Linked DNA regions of Mus musculus: region 2 is linked to region 1. Evidence: chromatin loops called from intact Hi-C (ENCODE). Cell type or tissue: left cerebral cortex. All regions are shown on one strand. Links, peaks and the distances in the headings refer to the core of each region. The heading gives the core; the rest is flanking DNA.

The links. Peaks named below come from ENCODE experiments on the same cell type or tissue, not always from the same donor. Only the 100,000 strongest peaks of a DNase experiment are listed, where the experiment ranks them.
Region 2: a loop joins it to region 1, with 2.4 times the contacts of the local background. A loop is called at or near these places in 8 of 42 quality-filtered maps.

What each region holds. Positions count from the first base shown.
Region 1 is chr1:134,622,595-134,627,978 of GRCm38, reverse strand. It overlaps Kdm5b (lysine (K)-specific demethylase 5B), which reads right to left. Exons shown (of 27, transcript NM_152895.2): 23 at 2,783-3,268; 24 at 603-714. Among named protein-coding and RNA genes, the nearest start is that of Kdm5b, 65 kb to the right of the region's middle. In left cerebral cortex, for the core only: no CTCF peak of the experiment used is centred there; DNase peaks (open chromatin) are centred at 2,395 and 3,136; H3K27ac peaks cover 379 bases.
Region 2 is chr1:134,352,666-134,358,049 of GRCm38, reverse strand. Tmem183a (transmembrane protein 183A) reads left to right here. Exons shown (of 8, transcript NM_020588.2): 4 at 2,334-2,490; 5 at 3,209-3,389. Among named protein-coding and RNA genes, the nearest start is that of Tmem183a, 6.6 kb to the left of the region's middle. In left cerebral cortex, for the core only: no CTCF peak of the experiment used is centred there; no DNase peak of the experiment used is centred there.

The DNA of each region.
Region 1 (5,384 bases), core at 231-5,230:
TCTTCCAGAGGACCTGGGTTCAATTCATAGCACTAACATGGTGGCTCACAACTGTCTGTAATTCCACCCCCAGGAGATCTGACAGTCTACAGACACCACATACACATGGTACAGACATACAGGTAGGCAAAACACCCATACACACAAAATTAAAATAAAAAACAAATGTTTAAAAAAGAGATAATTTTGACTAAAGATTAAATTTAAGGCCACCCATAAGGGAATGGAAAGAGGTAGATTTAAAATATGAATGACTTTCAATATCCTCCAGAATCGCAAACAAGGTCGTCCATGACTTAGCATCTGCCCTGAATACACGGTGCTTGGTGCTAGATGGCACAGGACTAACTTAAATGTAGTCAAAATAAATCAGAATAGGTATCCTTTGTGTTTATAGATCTTCAAATATGATCAACATTAGAAAATGTACAGTAATATGTCTTCCTTGCTTTGTAGCCCAAATCCCGCCTCTGCCTCCACAATGCTCATGGTACACACATGTAAAACCATACTTGCTCTTTAGGATGCCAGATCATCTATTATAAAACCCTAGGCCAGATGGCCTTGTATCATCTAGGAATAGTACAAAATAAAATACAAACCATGGAGGGGGAGACAACTCTGTCCAGTAGAGAAGGGAGAGTGTAAATATGAGGTTCTGTTGTCCCAGTCATCGGGCAATGAAAAGGATGTTGTGCCAGGAGGCTGAGACACCTGATGGAAGACAAACACCTTAGTAGGAGGCTTTGGGTTTTTTTTTTCTTTTTTTCTTTTTTTCAGTAAGTCTCCTCTAGCACCTAAAACCCAGCCAAACCCACTCTCATGGAAACAAAGCCATCCAACTTTCCAAGTTAACTCAGCCTGACCCCAGAGAGAGAAGATCCTACCACCTTTCAGTGCTTGTGTAACTTTACGACAAATTACTCAGCCGGCGTGTAACCGTCATGAGCTGGACATGGTGGCACACCCCTGTAATCCTAGCACTTGGGAGGGAACAGCAGGAGAATCAGGAGGTTGAGGACATCCATGGTTCTATGAAACCCTGTCTCAGAAACCAGTCACAACTTTGTCCTTTCCCTTTATAATCAATCAAATTAACCTCTCAGAACACCCCTGGTCAAGAAGTGCACGGAACTCTGCAATATTTCATCAGGTGCTGCTACTCAGATGCCAGCAGAGGAAAAGCTCAAGTAGGACAGGCTGTTTCCAGTCCCTACACCTGTGCCCTGGGAATCACCCAATTCTGGAGCTGTCATCAGCCAGGCATGGGAATCCTGAACCTTTCACCACCTTTGTGATGCTTTGCTGGGGTCAGACCCCAGGCAAACATACTAGACTTATCTGTCCTCAAGCTGTTTAGAGAGATGCAGGGACAGCCTGGTCTAAACTCCTGTGCTCAAGTGACCTCACCCTGCAGAATAGCTAAGGGTGCAGGTGAATAGCACTATACCCAGTTTGTAAATATCTGTTACAGAAAATATATTGGGATAGGGGGCCATCAAAATGGCTCAGCAGATAAAGAGAGAAAGGTGCTTGCCGTTAAACTTAATGACTTGAGTTCAATAACCAGGACTCACAGGATCAAAGGAACTGTTTAAAAAATTAAAGGGGCTGTAGGGGTTGGCTCAGAGTTAAGAGCACTTCTTCCAGTAGAGTCCTGGGTTCAATTCCCAGCACCCAGTTCCAGGGGATCCAGTGTCCTCTTCTGACCTCTGTCAGTACCAGGCACACATGTGGCAAACATGCATACACATAAATAACAAATCTAAAGAAAAAGGAGGGAACTGACTACTGCCATTCTAACTGCACTCTCCTTACCACCACTCTTCCTGCAGCCCCCACACAGGAGCCAAGGGAACCTGACCACCTGCAGGGTAACTGGTAGAAGGTTCTACCTCTCCATAAGAAGATCGTGAACAGGGAAGACATTTCAATTTATAATGTGTTCCTCATGCATAAGCATGAAACACCTGAGTTTGATTTCCAGCACCTACACTGAAGCAAGCAAGCAGACAAAAACAGTAAGCTCGGTATGGTAGCATATGTTCTTAGTCCCAGCACGATGGAATAGGGGACAAGCAGGTCCTTGGAGCTCACTGGTCGGTCAGCCTTGGATTTTAGTGAAGAAACCCCGACTCAAAAAACCAAAGTAGACAGCTCCACAGAGGCCTACGCACACAAGCGTGTAAACGCATCTGAACTCTGCACACATTATTCTCCCTTAAAGGACAGGCATGTGGCGGTTTCCCTTTCCAGCCCGGGACTTACATGAAAGGAAAAAGAAAATTCAACCAAGCAAAAATGTATATGCATAAACTAACCATGCATACACTTACAGATAATGAAGTAGAATTATATGCAGAAGAGGTACAACAGAAATAGCATGTCTGAGACAGACTCCTCAGTGTGGGGGTGCAATTCGGTTGGCTTCCTCAAGTGTCTGATGCATGAAGTCCTACTTTCAGGCCCCAGAACTAAACAGTCTCACATGCCGCCCATAGCCCCAGCATAGAGGCAGGACAGTAGCTGAAGATCACATACAGTAAATTCAAAAACCATTCTGGGCCAGCTGAGACTTCTGCTCAAAACAGGAAAAGCAGGGCTAGCAAGATGGTGTGCTGCCTAAGCCTGATGATCGGATTTCCTCAGAACCCAGGTAAGGTAAAAGGAGAGGCCAGTGTCGTGAATGCTGGGGCCGGTAGGGGATGGTCTCAGGAATGGCCACACCAGACAGAACCACAGAGCTATGCAGACCACAGTATCCCACAAAGTGCAGGCTCACCTTGTCTGTTGCTGATGCCTGTCCTGCTGAGGCTGGCCATCTGCTAGACAACAGTCCAGAACCCACTTGGTCTTGCACAAGTTTTAGATTCCCTGAAGAAAGCAGCTGCTGGGCTCTATGTTGCCAGTTCACGGTTCTTTCAATCATGTATCGGAGTGCATCTCCTTCAGGAAGACGAACTCGTATACGCTGTAGGGAGGCCAGCAGAGGCAGAATTTTCTCTAATGGAGGCTTCTCTGACCTCCGACAGTGAGGACAAAGCCAGATTCGGGAGCTTTGTGAAATACTGGGTGCTGCCACACAACTAGTATGGAAAGCATCCCTGCAGAGTTCACACTGAATCATGGGAGTGGCTGGAGTCTTCTGACACAAGCAGACTTTCATCTCTAAGTCTTGGACAGGTGACAGCAATTTCTCTTCATTGGCAAATCTGAGAGACTGCAAAGCTTCCATCTCTCGTAGGCGAGCTTCCCCAAGAGTTGCCATCTGAAAAGGCCAACAAAGACACTGTCACAGAACTATCCCTTCCTTCACAACTCATGATCCTAAAAAGCTAATTAGATAGGTTACAGAGTAGAACCTATCTGCATTCCAGTCCAAAGCAAGCTCTGCCTCTGGCTAAGTTACAATCTACTATGGCTAAATGAACAGGACAGCAAGATGCAAGCCAACAAGGTCTATGGTGAGACCCTACTGAGATGAGACACAACACTCTGTTCTGCACATAGTAAATACAACTATTTACTCAGCAATTACTTAACATGTTGCACCACCTCTTAAAGTCCAACCTGTAGACATATATTGCCTAGAATATTTACCTCGCTGAAAAGACTATGTCTGCTCACTTCGGACCTTCTCTACTAGATCCATTCCCTTAGATTCTGTGCTCTTCTAGAAAAGGAGTGGTAGCTCAAGACTGAAAGCGTGGCAATCAGGAGGCAAAGGCAAGAGGACTGAGTGCAGCCTGAGCTTCAATCGAGCCTCAACTACAATGGGTCGGGGGTGAGTGGGGCTCAAGAAGCCACTGCACAGTAGCTGATCTATGTCTTACTGTGGTTCACTGGTAAAGCACCTAGAGGTGATGAACACAGCAATAATAGGCTATGAAATTAGTATCTGACAAAAAATAAAATAAAAAAATAAAAATAATTTAAAAAAATCCTTAAATAGAAAACCACCTGGAGCTGGGATGTAGCTAAAGAGCTCTTCCCTCGCATGCATGAAGCACTGTAGTCCATTCCTAGCACTTCATAAATTAACTGGACATGGTAGCACATGCCTCTTAACCTTATAAAGAGGCCTGAAAATACATAGACAGGATCAACTTCAGTCTTAAGACTGTATGATATTTTAAACACATTTTCTCTAGACACTAGGGATCTGTCCAGATTAACTGGCCAACTGTCTCAAGGGAAAGCACCAGGAGAGAACAGATGAAACATATTCTTTAAGAACCAAAGCAGATCAATCTTGATTCATCAGGTGAGATGTCTGAGTCATAAGGATAGAAGGAATTCTCCATTACCTCTTTTCAGATTTTCAGTAGACACACAAATAAAGAAGTTTGTTTGTTTTTGGAGGGGGAACAGGTGTAGAAGTAAACCATAACAGACTTAAGGGATATTAAAATAACATCTATTCTTGTTGAATGTAATGTTCATATAAATAGATATGCATGTATGTATATGTTATGCATTTACAAGGTCCCCTCCCTCAGCTCAGCAATGGAAAGCAAATGAGGACCATAGCATACTCATAGCCTGCGTACACACAGACACTAGAGTCTATGAAAGATAACGCATGCAAAGCCGGCATAGGTATTTGTGTATTTCAAGGAGAGAACCACCACTTTCTATGAAGTCTTCATAAAATAAACTGCCTGAACAGTACTCAAGTAGCAGACACATACAAACATACTATAAGGGGGAAAAAAACAAAAAACAGACTTTCCATAAATTTGACTGTCTTTTTATAAAGAACAGATTCTAGGTTTCAAAATTTATAAATAAACCAAGGCAATTTTATGTCATGTCAGGTAGCTACTAGAGAAACACTGCACTGCCCAAAGACGAGCCCATTCAGTTAGCCCCACAGTCAAGTTCAGTACATGCTGTGCACTCATGTCTCGGTCACCATGCACAGTATAATCCAGAGATCCTGGTGACACTGTACTGTCTACCACCATGCAGACTATTTGATACAGACTAGTTTGAGTTGGTATGACAATGACTAAACCCACCAACAACACATTCCCCAGAATGTGTCCCACTGATCTGTGACACTTAACTCTATCCTTAGTTATGCTCCACATTGTGGCAAGGGCCTTCACCCACTGATCCAGCTCAGCAGCCCAGCGATCACACAGCTGGGTCCTTTCACCAAGACTCTGCTCATTAAATGTCAGCCAGATACTGCTGAACCTTCTTGGGCACTATCTTGAATCAACAATGCTTACAAAACGTGGGCAAGGACTCAATTATTCAGCATAACTTTTTTTCCTTAACTGTTTTGAGATAGCGTCTCGTCCTGTAGCGCTGGCCTGCAACTCAGATCCATCTGCCTCTGCCTCCTGAGCGCTAGCCACCCTACCCAGCTCCTAGAT
Region 2 (5,384 bases), core at 143-5,142, 270 kb after region 1:
TGAGACTCTGCCTCAAAACAAACATACAAATAATAAAAATGAAAACTAGAACATGTGTAGAGTGTTGATTGTGAATATATGCTATAATTTACCTTTTCTGTTGTTAAGGTTATTTAGTTTCATTGTTCTTTTTAATATACCTTTTTAAAAAAACTAAAAAAATGGGTTTTGAGGTTTATTTATTTTTATTTTGTGTGTGTGGGTGTTTTGCCTGCATGTGTGTTTGTGTATCACGTGTAAGTAGTGTCCTGGGTTTTTGTTTGTTTTGTTTTATTTGTTTTTTTTTTGTTAGCTTGACACAGGTAGAGTTATCTGGCAAGAGAGAATCCCAGTTGAGAAAATGCCCTACCAGATTGTGCTGCGGGCAAGTGTGTGCTGTGTTTTCTTGGTTAATGATTAATATGGGAGGGCCCAGCCCACTGTAAGTGGCACCACCCTATCAGATGGTCTGACGGATGAGACGGCTCTGCTGGTAATACTTGCCCCCATGCCTGACTCTCTTGAGTTCAATTCCCAGGATCCACATCAGGGAAGGGAGAGGTGACACCCACAGCTTGTCTCTGGCCTCCATGCTCATGCTGTGACACTTGTGGCCTAAATAATTAAAATGTGGTAATAAAAATCAGACTGAGCCAGCCATGAAGAGCACACCAGTAAACAGCACTTCTCCATGGCTTCTGTTTCACCTCCTGCCTTGACTTCCTTCAGTGATGAACTGTGACTTGAGAATTGTAAGAAGGAAACTTTTTTCTCTACGTGCTGCTCTGCTCCCGTGCTTACCATAGCAATAGAAACCTTAACTGAGACAGTGTTCTTAGTTTTTGAGCCATCTCTTTAGCCCCAGTGTCTGTTTTCTTATTATGACATCAGGCTTAATAATAGTTTTCTTTTTTTTTTTTTTTAAATTTATTATTTATTATATGTAAGTACACTGTAGCTGTCTTCAGACACACCTGAAGAGGGCATCAGATCTCATTAAGGGTGGTTGTGAGCCACCATGTGGTTGCTGGGATTTGAACTTCAGACCTTCGGAAGAGCAGTCGGGTGCTCTTACCCACTGAGCCATCTCACCAGCCCCAATAATAGTTTTCTTAATTCAATTGAATTATTGTTGATTGTTAAAATATACACATAGGTGCTGGGCAGTGGTGGTACACGCCATTAATCCCAGCATTTGGGAGGCAGAGGCAGGCAGATTTCTGAGTTCAAGTTCAGCCTGGTCTACAGAGAGAGTTCCAGGACAGCCAGAGCTACACAGAGAAACCCTGTCTCGAAAAAAACAAAACAAAACAAAAAAAAAAAAAAAAAGAAAAAGAAAATATACACAAAGTAACTTTAAAAACTTAATACACAAATAGAATTTTTTAAAGGTTTTAGTTAGGTAGGTTTAATTGGTAAAGCACTTTCTACAAAAACTTGAAGGTATGAAATCAGATCCCAGTAGTCACCTGGGCTTCTCTCTTACCACACAACTCTACCTTGTGTTTGTGCTGAACAAAACAAAATAAAACCCCAAACCAACCAGGACCCTTTTCTTTCAGGGGACCTGTATGATATTAGCACCCACATCAGGCAACTGACAAATGCCTAAAACTCCAGCTTCAAGGAACTTGACATTCATTCTGGAATCCATGGATTCTTTTATGCACACGTTTTTCCATGGGTGCATGCATGCGCGTACACACACTTTTTTAAAGACCGTGAATAGGGTGGGGCTGGAGAGACGGGTCATGTAAAAAGACAAGTCCAACTGTGCGGTCTCTAACCCTGCCAAAGGGTGCCTGGAGCTCAACGGCTGCCATCTTTAGCTGGCTGGTGAGCTCCAAGTTCAATGAGAGACCTTGTCTCCAAATATGAGGTAGAAAAATGATGGAAGAACATGCTGGATATCGACCTCTGGACTCTACACACGTGTACCTGCCAACACATGTGGCCATACAAGAAAATGTATGTACATATGCATGTACATACAACAAAGGCATCAAGGACAGTAACTTGGGCAACAAAGATCTTAGCAGCTGGAATTACCAGGAAACCATCAACTTGAGGGGCTTCCTTGGAACTGTTTTAAAACCCTATACTTAGCTGGGCATGCTGGCACACACCTTTAATCCCAGCGCTAGGGAGGCAGAGGCAGGTTTTGAGGCCAGCCTGGTCTACAGAGTGAGTTCTAGGACAGCCAGGGCTACACAGAGAAACCCTGTCTTAAACAAACAAAAACACACCAAGACAACAAAAGCCATTTTCTTCAGTGTACAGCTAGCTGAGAATTGGAATGAACACTTTTGGTGTGTGTGTAATAAATAGAACACAGAATTTTCTTCTTGTTTCAGAAGACCCGGATGGCACTGGAGAAGAGTATCCTATGGATATTTGGCTGCTGCTGGCTTCCTATATCCGTCCTGAGGACATTGTGAATTTTTCCCTGATTTGTAAAAATGCTTGGACTGTCACTTGCACTGCTGCCTTTTGGACCAGGTTGTACCGAAGGTGCGACCTCTGAGTGCCAGTGTTTTCTCTGTAGTTGATTTTGTTGCTGTTTGTGATTTGGAGCTCTGCCCCTGGGCTCTTTCTACTTTTTCTCCCTAACATGCCTTGGCATAACCCTAGCTTTGGACTTGTTGATATCTCTCTAAATCTTATGTTACTGATCCATGCAGGTGATTGTCTTTCCTATGGCTGCCACCCTACCCCTTCTAGTATCTTTTTTTTTTTTCTTTTTGCAAATGGTATTACTTCTGGAAGAACTTAGACTTCCTATAGAGGTGTATCTTATTACGTGATGAATAAACATGCTAGATTTTCATGTGGGGTACAGAGGTCTAGTGGACTTTATGAACTGTAGGATGTGGTAGGGATGGATAGAGAACTTAACATGTCTGACAGGGAAACCAAGTGGCTCTTCCCCGTGACAGATTCTTTTTGAGCAACTAAAGCATATTACATGATTTCCAAATCAGAGACTTGTAATTCTGTAGAACCTGAAATAGTCCAGATTTAAATGGAAAACTACAGGGTTACCAAGATGAAGAAGCAAAAGTCATGGATAATGTCAGGAGATGGTGATGGTAGTGGTGAGAACTGGGCAAACTAGTATCCACCAGTGCAATAGTGGAGTAAAGTTCACATGGAAGTTGGGGTCCTGGGAGGCTGAATAAGAACAGGCAGGCAGGTCACATATTGGTAGGAGTCATGTGTCATGTTTCAGGCACTACACGCTGGATGCGTCTCTGCCTTTGCGGCTGCGACCAGAATCCATGGAGAAGCTGCGCTGTCTCCGGGCATGTGTGATCCGATCTCTGTATCATATGTATGAACCATTTGCTGCTCGAATCTCCAAGAATCCAGCCATTCCGGAAAGCACTCCCAGCACACTGAAGAATTCCAAAGTAAGTGAAACTTGCTGTTGGGGTTTGGCTAATGGATTCTTGTATGGTGGGCTTGTTCTTGAGTCTTGTTTGTAGCTTCTTAATGGGGAGGGCTGTAGGTCCCAACCATTAGGGGGCTCATGTAAACTTGTAGGTTCAGAAGTGTCATTTCTCTGACACATCCCTGCTGTGCTGGACTGCTTTGCTATCCTTCCTTAAAGCTTTCTTATGCTTATAGTGTATTTCTTAAGTCTCTATTTTAATTCTATGCACTGTACATTTGATCACTGTAGATAAAATGGTTTTGATAGCTTGGGCTAGAAAAAATACTTGAATGGTAGGTGTATACTACAGTTTTCACAAAATGCTTAGTCATGACACAAATAACACAAGGAATTCTACTGATTGTCTGTTTCTAACGTAACCTCGGCATCTTGCTTTAAGGATTCAAGTATAGACATCTTTACGTGCTAAGACCCTGTGCCAGGCTCTGATCATTTGTCTCAGAGATTATAAGGTGCTATAGTCTATTCATAGATGTTAGGATTCCAAAATCTTCCTATGTTTTAAGCTCCCTTTATCTTTGTATTCTCTACATAGTTTATATCCCTACACTGTATTCAAGCTTCTGGTATTCTGAATAATAAGTAGGTCTATTTTAATTATTTAGGCAAGGTGATGTCTTGACCCTTACCTTCCTCACCCGAGGCTACTGTGTAAATCTCTTACCTTTGAATTTGTAGGTCATTTTTACACCTCTGTCCTACCCACTCTAATCCATTCTGTAGCACTTTCTGTTCTTTTCCTTTATGCTCATAGATGTGATGTGGTCTTCTCTCCTAGTTGAGCTCTAAGGTTGTATTAATTCCAGGAATTAAAAGGTACTGTTGTTTGAAAGTAATCAAGATTCCACTTCCAACACATACAAATGTAGGTCATCAAACGGGTTATAATGCTAGTTGATGGATTTAGGGCAGGAGTAGTGTGTTACATGAGTAGAGTTTCACCCTGAAGCTGCTTCTGCTTGTAATGTGAGTGGACAGTGTCCCATCTCACATTTACAGTGTCTTCCTCCCTAGAAGCATTTAATCCTATCCGATTAACTACAAGGAGGGTGGTAATCATTACAAAGTTAACCATGCCAGGCAATGGAGCAGGACAGCATTGATTGGGCAAACTCCTCATGCTTGACACATCTTAGCGGCTCCAGTGCACAGTGCAAGGGCTACTGCAAAGTCTCAAATACCCATATCTTTATAATCTCATTACTATGTCTTTTAAAAAATAGATTAGAAAGCCAAAGTAGATTGAAAAAATAAGCTCTTCATCCAGGTAGTAAAGGCAGGCTACCTGGCAGCCTCTTTTTGTGTTGTTAGAGATCCTCTGAAGAGGATATGGGTCCTGTTGTGGCAGGTGCCTGGTGCATGGCCTCACCACTTACATGCCTGTAATCGCATGGCACTCAGTTGCCAGCATGCCTAAAGGAAGTTTCCCATTCCCCGGACTCCAGCTTTTCGTATTTGATCCCCTCTCTCTCTTTTCAGTAGCATAGCTTGTGTGGGACACTGGAGCCGTTGTGATGGCAGCAGAAGTGTTTTCCCCTAAAAGCCAAGCCCATTATTTTTGATGGAGCAGCAGGACGTACAGGGCATGTCTGAAGGCAGGACAGCTGGCACGGCGGACGACCCACCCCTTGTCCCCTGGGAGGTACTTCACTTCTTGTGCTTAACCCTAGCTATAGCCTGACTTCATTGAGGGGCTTGCTTTAGACTGAATTCAGCTTAGCTCATTGGTTTCCATAGTAGCTGTTCCCAGAAGATCCTGAGTGGCTTGTTCCTGTTATAGGGCTAGCCCTCCTTGCCTGCTTTGTGGCCTTGTTACCATCTTGCCTGATGGCTACTTGCTGCCTTTATATTTTAATGTAGAGCAGTGGCTGCTGAATCAGAGAAAACGCCCCACACTGTGGATATATATTTCAGTCTTTACAGGTGAGAGCATTAGGGGTTGATCTTCATA